Regions from separate parts of the Homo sapiens genome. Here region 2 is linked to region 1. The links are chromatin loops, found by intact Hi-C in ENCODE. Cell type or tissue: prostate gland. All regions are shown on one strand. Each heading gives the region's core, and the rest is flanking DNA. Links, peaks and the distances in the headings are about the cores only.

Evidence for each region. Peaks named below come from ENCODE experiments on the same cell type or tissue, not always from the same donor. Only the 100,000 strongest peaks of a DNase experiment are listed, where the experiment ranks them.
Region 2: a loop joins it to region 1, with 4 times the contacts of the local background. A loop is called at or near these places in 72 of 110 quality-filtered maps.

What each region holds. Positions count from the first base shown.
Region 1 is chr2:71,799,473-71,807,362 of GRCh38, forward strand. No RefSeq gene overlaps it. Among named protein-coding and RNA genes, the nearest start is that of DYSF, 340 kb to the left of the region's middle. In prostate gland, for the core only: no CTCF peak of the experiment used is centred there; no DNase peak of the experiment used is centred there.
Region 2 is chr2:72,142,259-72,144,758 of GRCh38, forward strand. CYP26B1 (cytochrome P450 family 26 subfamily B member 1) reads right to left here. Exons shown (of 6, transcript NM_019885.4): 2 at 1,731-1,955. Among named protein-coding and RNA genes, the nearest start is that of CYP26B1, 4.4 kb to the right of the region's middle. In prostate gland, for the core only: no CTCF peak of the experiment used is centred there; a DNase peak (open chromatin) is centred at 993; H3K4me3 peaks cover 742 bases.

The sequences.
Region 1 (7,890 bases), core at 2,063-4,562:
CATGTAATAGCTCCATTCAGTTTGGGCTTTTCATTCTTAAGTAGCACCACAGTGGGAAGTCTCTGGGCCTGTCCAGCTACTTTACACGGCCTCCCCCAGCTGGAGTTGAAACCTATGCCTCCAAGTCCTTCCTGCACCCCTTGGGGTTTCCTCTTCAGCCCTCTAGCAAATAACTATTCCAACAAAAACCTTCACAGCTCCCCAAGAACTTGCCATAATTTATAGGCACAAGGCAGTCCAAATCCATATGGAGAAAAGTAACATTCCTCCCCAAGAAGCAGCCCAGCCAGCCGAGAGTGGGAGAGAGAGAGAGAGACTGCTAAAAGATATACCTGTGTATTAAAAGAACTGGGGACTGAGGACTGGGGACAGACAATGGGAAGGCAGGAAGTGAGGCAATGTCACCTCACAGCTTTTAGTCCAAGGGTGACCAGCTGCCTTCAAAGGATGCCTTGGGACAAAATATGGCTGCCAGGTTTCATTTGTCCAAATGGTGGTTTTCCTAGAACAAAGGGACTTTTTTTTTTTTCTCAAAGGTAAATTAAAGCTACTTCTTTTAGGGAAGCCCAGAAAGATTTGAATTTTTAAGTGAGTTCGTCCAGCCTCTGCCCTGTTATGCAATTGAACTTGTACAGTAAACCCCAGGGAGGTGAGGTGTTACCATCCCCATTTTGTGAATGAAGAAACTGAGGCTTAGGGTGGTTAAGCTGCTTCTACTCTGATGTAACAAGAGGAGGCAGGATGCAGAGCCAGGTCTGCTGACCTGCAGAGCCCATACTGCAGGGGAGAGGGGGTCCCCAGAACTTAGAGGATATCAAGTCGAGAGGACAAGCACCGTCCAGTGGCTGAAAAGGCCAAGTCGAGCTGCACCGGAATGGGAGGGGTTAAGAGCCATACTGTGGAGGCAAAGTCATTCCAACACCACCCCCTCCCCCCTTTTCTCTTCCTTTTCCACTGAGTTGACCTTTAAATTATGGCATCAGCTGTCGTGCCAGACATGCTGCGATTTCCCCTCACTCCATCTGCCCAGCCTTCCCACTGGCGCAGTTTCTAGCTTGCTGCATTCTCCTCCCTCCTTCCCGTTCTCTCCTTCTCTCTCCTCTGCCCCCATCAGCTGCCTCCCTCTGAGTCCCATTCACAAAATCCCAGCCATGTCGCTGGCCCTGCTGCAGGTGGCATTCGGGCATTGCTGGTGTCCCCCCAGGGCCATGTCTCCCCACCTCCCAACTCTGCTCCGGGACACTGCAGCTGGGAAGTCACCTCTGCCCAGTCCTACTCCTGCCTCCCTCCAGGCTGGTCTGTAAGCCTGCACACCGGCCTCTCCCCACCCGTGCCCCATCCAGGCCCTTGCTGCTCCCATCTTCCTCCAGCCCCACCCCTCCCCAAAGCCTCCAGTGGGGATGCACCCTCTGCTTAATATTCATTTGCATTTGGCCCAGGGCCTAAACTATATATTTTGTTTTTTTGCCATGACTGTAGAATATAGCAGACATTAAATCTTATCGGTTTAATTTTCTTCCAGATAATAGTACAGGCTTTGAATTTTTTCTTAAACTATGGAAAAAGTGTCAAAGAAAAGTGGAACATTAATCAAGGGACTTTGATGAAAGGAATGAAAGTGTTTTCCTAAGAGCCCAACATGTGGTGCAGCTGCTGGTGGATATTTAAATGACATTTTTCATATGTTGCTATAAAAAAAAATCTCTTTGAGTTGATTCTGGAAATATATTACAATTTGCTACAATGCCAGTGGTCTTAAAATTATTTAGAAATAAAATGTGTTTATGATTTCTGCTCTACTTTGTATATTTGTCTGCTTCAGGACTCTTTCCTTTGAGGAGGGCCTAACCAGTCTACCCCAGAAGCAGTAAGTCTCTTCAGGACAGGCACCATCAGACAGGGGGTCCCCAAAGATGGGAGTCATATTTTCTTCTTCTGTGGCCTTTGGCCTAACATGTCACTCTTCTCCAGAGGTTTAAGCTGCAATGGGAGGGATTCAGGCGAGAAAGAAAGAGGTGATGGAGAACGTCATTATGTATTAGGAAGGTCTGGGGAAAGCTTTTTAAAAGGTGTGATTTCTCCTGTAAATGAGAAAGGAATGAATTCGTTCAACTCCTAGGTTTCCTTATAAGCCTGAACACCCAGGAGAGTGGAATCCAGAGGCCAGAAAACCCTGACCTCCAGCCTCCCTTGTGAGGCTCCTCACAGCATGGAAGGGACCCCTCCCTCCATTTGGGCTGGGAGAGACTGGAGCTTCAGTCTCATTTTTGGAGCCAGCTGGGCTGGGAAATCTTTGGGAGTCTGCCCTTCCCAGCCCCCTCACTGGGATGCCTTCCTCAGAAGATCATTTAGGGCTTCTAGGCTCCTGCCCTCTGAAGGACCCACTTCTCCCCTATGAACCCTGCATCCTTGTAACTTTGCCAATCCTAGTGCCAGGGGAAGGAAAGAGACTCCCGAGAGGTGCCCTTGGCATGTGGACACGGAGGCCGTCTGTCCTGGGCTCTCTGACGGACCGCAGAGGCAAGGCCAGGGTCTCAGCAGTAGGAGCGCCTAGGCTGATTCCAGAGCAGAAGAGGCCCCACAGTCCCTCCCAGGACCCAGAAGGCAGATGTCCTGGGCGCTTGCTGTTCTTCCCCCAGCCTGCGCAGCTCCTGGGGGAGATGAACGGAGGCCTGAAAGCCTTCCCAGTCTGGCCTCGGGCCCTGCATTGGCAGTCAGTTCTGTCCCCATTGACCAGTGGGGGGCACACTCTCCCAAGTTTTCCTGTCTCCACTGTAATTGTCATTTGGACCTGAAGGTAAATTCAAGGGTGCTGGTGCCTCCTTCCCTGCCAGGGGCTCCCTGGAGGAGGGGTGGACAGGAGAAGCTCTGCTTCTGCGCAGTCTGCAGGGCATCTCCAGCCTCTGGGCTGCTCTCTTCTCCTGTTCTGGCCTTTGGGTCCCCAGCTTCTCCTCCTGTCCACTTGCCCCACATGTCCTCCCGAGAGGAGACCTTTTATGAGGACTCTGGTTTGGGGAAGGGAAGAAACCTGCCCAAGCGCAACTAAGCTTTCCTTCCTCTCAGATCTGCCTCCACTTTCCTTCCTGATCTCATTGTCCCCTCTTTCTACCCAACCTACTCAGTTCTACACTGTCCCCCAAGTGTCCAACCTTGGGTCTGCCTCTGCTTCTTTTCTGCAATTAGATGCCTTCTTGTAGGCCCAGCCGAGGCTCCACTTTCTCCCTAGGGCCTTCCCTGTCTGACTCCAAAGAACACAGTGGCTGAAGCTTGGGAAGAGGAGTGAGTGAGGTGGGGTCTTGCCTTGCCAGTTGCCTTAGCTCTGCTACTTTTGTCTTACACCCCCTCGGACTATGAGCCCCTTGGGCAGGACGGTGCCAGGAGGGCAGCCTTTATTTTTCCATAACACTGTTTGGTGCAGGTGGAGCTCAGAGAAGACACCCCTGGAGGGATTTGGAACAGCCTCTTAGGCACCTTTGGGAGGTCCCTGAGTCTCAGCTGATTGAACTAATTTAGCTGATCACGATAATTCTCTTGCCTGTAACAATTTAGGAATGAAATATGAGAAGAGTCTGTTGGGGGCTTTGAGGAAATATTTTCTCACACCCAAGACAGAGATACAGTGACACAGGAAAACAAGTCCTTTGCTTTCCTCTGGTCGTATCCATGCCTAGATGAGATGGTAGAATGCCTGCAGCATCTGAGGATGAAGCCGTGACACAGATGAGGACAAGCCAAGAGCATCTCAGAAGCATGCAACAGGAGCCCTGATGAACCTTCTTAGAAAACAAGATCATCAGTTTCTCTCACCATGTTGTCTAGCTGAAGATGGAATGTCCTGCTACTTACAGCCATAAAACAGCCTACCTGCATGGGAAGAGGTGGATGGAGGCTGGAGAAACACTCATTGCTGAGCTGAACCGGGGCTGACTGATAACAAAGACCTTACCCTCTCTCCCTCCCTCTTCTTCCTTCCCAGAAAGAAAGAAGGGGTCTTTTTCCAAGGCCACCTCTGAGACTAAATAGGGATGGCTAGGACTGCATCACTGGGCCATTTTGAGGTCCTTCTAGGATAACACACATACTATAAAGGCTCATTAGGGGCTCCATTCCATCCATCCCCTTTCCCCTGCTGTTTTGCTTGCAAAGACAAAATGTTCGTAGGTCTTTGTTGCATGCTGAAGATAGCCATTAGTAAAGAAAAGGGAAACAAGGGCTCAAATGGAGGAATCCCAGTGTCTGCCCTTGATCCCAAACCAATCAGATCCTAGGGGCTTTCAACAGCGAAGGAGCATTGCAGAACCTCACTGTGTCTTGAATACTGCATTTTATGATTCAACACCATTGGGAGATGGACTGCATCTCATAATGGATCCAAGAACACAAGAGTTTCCGCTTCCAGGGATGCTGCATGACCATAGGGATGCAGCCCATGTCAGCAGCAGTTGCCTTAGAAAATACTGGAAACTGAGGGCCTGGTCACTCATGCCTGGTGAGAGCATTCCCAGCAGGGTAAAGTGAAGAACCCAGCCCTGCCTGCATAGTTCTCTGAGACCACTGCATGTAAAGTAGCACCCAGTGCTAACCAGATCTCCAAGGAGTTGGCTAAACTCTGTGCCCTGGTGTTGTAGATATTGCTGTGCCCCTGAAAGCCAGCGCCAATGAACATAGCATGGCACCAGGGCTCCAACATTCACTGTAAAAAGTCAGGTAGAAACAAGCTTGAACTACACCCATAAAGGTTTGAGTCAGCTGCAAGGAGACTTCCTGAAAGAGTGGTTGGGCCACAGCTAGAAATGGGCAGCCAGTAATATTTTCCCTGCCTCTGTTTTAGACTCAGATATCTTTAAAGGCAGGAGAGCTACTCAGGAGACAGGTTTGGTAGTTGGTGCTGTTCTCAGTTAGAGGCTAGGGCTAAGTGACCTGCCACTCCTCTCTAGGCCTGGAGAGGGACATGTGTACTACGTGTACTCAGGCTCAGTCCTGAAACACGAGGACTGAAGTGTTACATGGCCTGTTTCTGGTTTACTGGGAATTTCAGGAAACCCAAATACAAAGTGATTTGAGTGGGAGGGGCTTTAAATTTCTCCAAACGAAAACATTTTTACACTGTATAAATTCCTTTGTGGGATTACTTGCTAGCATTTTTCTGTCTCCCAACCATGTTGAAAATTCAGTCATCCAGTTTCATGGACACATACAGAGGGCCAAAAGGGGCTGCATTTCTATGCATATGACTTAATCTCTGGCAAGGAAGGCTGAGGGGAGGACAATGGCAAGCTCTTTGATGAGAGATGACCCTGGGAAGAAGGAGTGAGGAGAGGAAGACTAGGATACAGCTGGGGGAAGGACTCTCGTGCAAGTGGAGACCATCAGATGAGAGAGGAACATGTGTTCTCATGACTGCCCTCTACTATCCTGGCTGGATTTTAAGGGGACTCACATATTTTCCTTCCTTGACCTAGCCTCCCCTGATCAAGGAGTCAAAGTCCTAGTCAGCTGGAGCTGCCAGTCTGATGAGCAGATAACCTCTGGACTTGAGAAGTCTCAGGTCCATGTACTCAGACACATGGCAGAGACACAAGGCTGAGAAAGCAGTTCTAATATTTAGCACAGCTAAGACTCTTTGGACCTACATCTGAGCACCTGTGACAGGACAAAGGAAAAAAAATGAGATCCTTTTCCCAGGGAGCTAGAACAATAGGGGTATGAGTTCCTGGATCCTTATCCCTAAGCCCTGGCCTCCTAGAAATGGGCTACTAGCTTTTTCATGGGGAAGGGATGTCCTACCACCCCTACTCCCATTAACAACACAAACTATCTTTGTCAATTCTGAGTCTTCTCTTGCGAAAGGCACAGTTACTCAGTTGTGTGCTGTTCTCAGTTAGACACTAGGGCTAAGTGACCTAGGGCTAAGTGACTTGGGTGGAAGTCCTAGACTTCCTCCCAAGACATCTCTCGCTGTGAACTCCTTCAAGATGATATCTTTGGTTTCCCTAGAAAATAGAGACTGCAGCAGTGCTTAAGTGTGAATGCTTTATTTTGGAAGTGGAAACCCATGGAAGCAAAAGTGAAACAAGGTAGAAGTGAGGCAGTAAAGGGTAGGGAACAATGCAAGATGATATGTTATTGCACTGGCTGTTGCTTTCTGACAAGTTGCAAAGAGACACCGCTGTCCAAGATGTAGATGCATCCCATCAGCCAGGAAGGATATCTCTGGACAAGCTGTTCAGAAAACATTTGCCCTTGGAACCAACAATTAGAAGGGAAAAGGAGGGAGAATTTTATCTAAAGTTCTCTTCCATCTTTTCTCTTTTGAAATTACTCTTATAGGGCACTCACCTGAACTCCCTGATTGTATCACTTGGCCCCTTCAGCAGTGGCTTAGGAAGCTAGATCCCACACCATATATATTGTTCCTTCTTCCAAGTCTAAAATGCAGCAGGAGTCTGCGGTTCTGGCAGGGCAGCTGGTCAACCTCAGATGGCAGAACCGTGCAAGTATGAAAGGAGTCAGTTGACTGTGGAAGCAGCTGAGGAGAAGCAAGTGTCTGAGTGTTCAAGAGAATCTGAAGAGGTTCATAAGATGTGCCCAACAGAAATAGAGAGGATTCCTAGAGGATGCGGATGGAAAGAAGGGATCCCTTCAGAGAGGGAAGGTACTTAGAGATCGTTGAAAGTGAGGGAAGAAGGAACTCTAGGAGAGAAAACATGAAGGTGGGAAGTTGAGGGTGTCATGGAAGTCTAAGTAGGCAAAATAGAAAGACCCAGTGACTCTGGATAGAAAGCTACTCCAGTTCTGGAAGCTACTTCAAGGGCATCCTCTGGATAATAAAGCACATTAAATCAGAACCTTCTCAGACAGTGTATGCTCCTGGTTGTAAAGAACAGGTCTGTTTTGTCTTTGCCCACCTGTGTAGTAGATTGTAAAATGGCCATAAATTCTTCCCTTCCCTCAATCCATGCCCTTACAATGTGACTTTGTAGATCCTCCCATTATGAGATGAAGTTTATTTCCCCACCTTTTGAATCTGGGTTGACCATGTTATCTACTTTAGACAATGGGACATTAGCAAACATGACACAAGTAGAGGCTTGGAAAGCACCCTTGTGCATTGGGGCTTGCCCTTGGCTGAGCTTAGAACATGATACTGCTGTGATACCAGAAGCCTGAGGTAGCCTTCTGGAGGATGAGAGACCACATGAAAGAAAATTGAGGTGCCCGTCAGACGTGAGTGAGGCTATCTTTGTGAATCCAGTTGCTAGCTGACTGCAGACACACGAGGAAGCCCAGAACTGCCCAGCTGACCCAAAGATCATGCACTAAATAAAATGGTGGTTGTTTTAATATGCTAAGCATTGGGGTTGTTTGTTATGTAGTAAAAGCTACACTAATTCAACCTGAATAACCAATCGTGTGTTAAACTCATGGATTGTGTTTTGTGAAGATTTTCAGAACAGAGTTGAACTTCATAGACTCCACTAGTCAGAGAAAACAACTGAATAGAGTGGATAATTGACAATGCGGATGCTGATGAAGGGTGGTAGCAATGGGTGTTGATACTAGCAATGGTACTGATGATAATAGTCATGATGATGGTGATGGCAATGTATAATGATGCTTGTGAAGGTGGTGGTGATGGTGATCCTAGTGATGATTGGTGATAACAATGGTGATGATGTTTGTGAAGGAGATGGTGACTATATGATGATTATGGTGTTGATATTACTAGTGGTGAGGGGGCAATGATAGAAGATGGTGATCATGGTGGCAATGATTGTGGTGATGTTAATACACTTGATCTTAGCCAACAGGCTGAGAAGCAATGTAGTTATCTTAATAGTAGTGATTATAAGTGGGGATGATTGTGGTGGTGGTGGTGATGACTCTCAA
Region 2 (2,500 bases), core at 1-2,500, 340 kb after region 1:
CCCAAGACAACGCCCTCACCCCAAAGCCCTCTGCACCCCAGGGTCTCACACTCTGGTCCTGGCCACACCTCCTTCCTCCTAGCACTCACTGTCCACCCCAGCTTCCAGCAGCCCCAGGCATGCAGGACAGAAGAGGACTCTCCTCCGGGGCCCAGAGACTATTCCCACGGACGCTGCAGTCCAGTGTTGCAGGCTCTCCCCGAAATTTTCTTTGTCTCCTGACCTGGTTCAAGTCTCATTCAACCGCTCTACGCCTCAGTGGCCCCTTCCATGAAAAGGGGACAATAATACCCCTCTGGCCAAAGCCTCTGTAAAGCAGAGATCAGGAAGCAGCCATCTCTTTTGGAGCCGAGTCTCCACTCTCCTCGCTCTTTGGAATGGGCCTCTGGTGGAGTCGCAAAGGCTGAGGGAAAAATAAGTGCCCGCAACTTTGAAAAGCCGAGGCTTCATTCTGAAGCCTACAGCCCCTTCCAGCCACTCCCCAGAACTCCTCTCCCGCCGCCCCCAGGCTGTGGTAACTGCTTCCAGCTAGGAGTGGGGCAGATGGAAGAGAGGACTTTGGGAGCCCCTTTCCAGTTCCTGAAATACATGCTGTATAAGGGAACGGGGGTGGGGGCAGGGATGCAACCCAGTCTCCTCGGTTTGACCGCTCCTTCTTTTGTCTGCCGTTAAGAATTACCCTTCACAGGCTGTTCAGAGAACGTCAAGTGCTACAGGATGCGTCGGCTAGTAGAGCGCTCCCCACCTTCGCCAAGACCACAGCACATGCGGCCCCTGACGGAGGGAGTCCGCCTCCCCACCTCCCCGGTCTGCCACCGCTCAGGGACGGGGGGCTGCCTCTCCCTTTCCTTAGGTTTCAAACCTGGGTGAGTCCTCTGACCCAGTGGAAAAAAATGGAGTGGGAGAGGTCGCGCAGCCTCCCTCCCGGCGGCTTAGGGCCCGCCCGCTGGCTCCGCTTTCGGGTTACTGCAGTTCAAACAGCACGTGCCGCCAGCGCTGGGAGCCTAGCGCAGCCGGGAGGGGCGGGGGCCTGTCCCGTGCGCGCCTCCTCCGCGCCTCCTCCAGTCGCTCGGGAAATCCAAGGGATAAACACCCACTTTCCCTTCCTCTTTCGGGGGGGGGTGGGTGCGCTTTGATCCCCGCTCGTGCCTCGCCTGCTCTCCCCCCGCCCGCCCTTCCCCCACGGCCCAGACCCGTGCGCTCCGCTGCCCAGGCTCGCCGCACCTCTCTGACCAGGCCCCGCCACCGCAGCCCACAAGCTGTCCCCAACCTCCACGCGCAGCCGCCTGCCCGCGACTCCCTTCAAGCAGCCTGTGGTGGGAAGGACAGCTTTGATTTTAGAATGATCGGTCTCCAGTCCTCGGAATTCCCTGGGAAACGTGGCGAAAAGGCGAACGCCGGCCAACTGTCCCGCCCCCTTCTTTTTCCAGCTCTGTGGAGCAAGGCAAGGACAGGCTTTGGACACCCCAGACCCCGCACGCTCAAGCTCTTCCAAGCCACCGTTGGGGGTGCCCATGACGCAGTCGGCCAGCAAGAAAAGGGACCAAGAGGAGGCCGGAGCAGGCCCTGGATCCGGACTCGAGGCCTTGTCGGCGGGGAACTGCGGAGTCTTCAAGCATGGTGTGCAAAGGGGGGCACAGATTCGGTAGGGGACATTCCCCGGGCTCCAGGAACTCCTTGCCCCGAGGTGGGGGAGGGATTGCGCGGAAGAAAACGGGCAGAGTTCTTACCTTGCGCTTGTTGCGGTGGATGTCGCCAATGGAATTGGACACCGTGTTGGGGCCCAGCAACATGCGGGTGCTGCGAGGCCACTCGGTGCTCACGAGGTGGTGCTCGCCCATGAGGATCTTGCGCACGTTCTCCGCGCCGGTCACGCGTATCAGCGGCCGCCCCAACAAATGCGTCTTGAACACGTTGCCATACTTCTCCCTCCGCGACGACTGGAAGCCAGAACCCTGCGGGAGCCACACCCGGGTCTCTCTCAGGGTGCACTTCTGCAGAGGGCCCGCGAGGGAGGGGCGGCGGACCCCAACCCGGGGTACAGTCACCTGCCCCCTCTCCCCACCAAACACACTCACACAGACGAGCACGCAGGTTTTATTTTTCATAGCGTGCACAAGAACTGCGAAGTAGGGCCTAGAGGATAATAAATAATGCAAGGAGGCGGAGGCCCAGGGGCACCCCCAGGAGGCTGTTTTTTGGTAATGACTTTCGAGAGGAAAGAGGTATCCCGGACAGCTGGACCCGAAGCGGGAGTCTCCGCCCCCACCCCCACCCCCACACCCCCACCCCGCGCTCGGGAGCCTCTCGGAATAAATATTTCCAGGCTCCGGGCCACGGGCTGGCGAGACCCCGCGGGGTGGCCGCAGGCCAAAGATTATTTATAGCGGTAAGCGGTCGGTGCCCGGAGGCAGCAACTACAGATGGGGGTTGGAGTTTCCTCCGCTCTCCGGTGTGGCCCGCGCAGGGACCCGGCGGCCCTCGGAGGACTCTGCAGGGC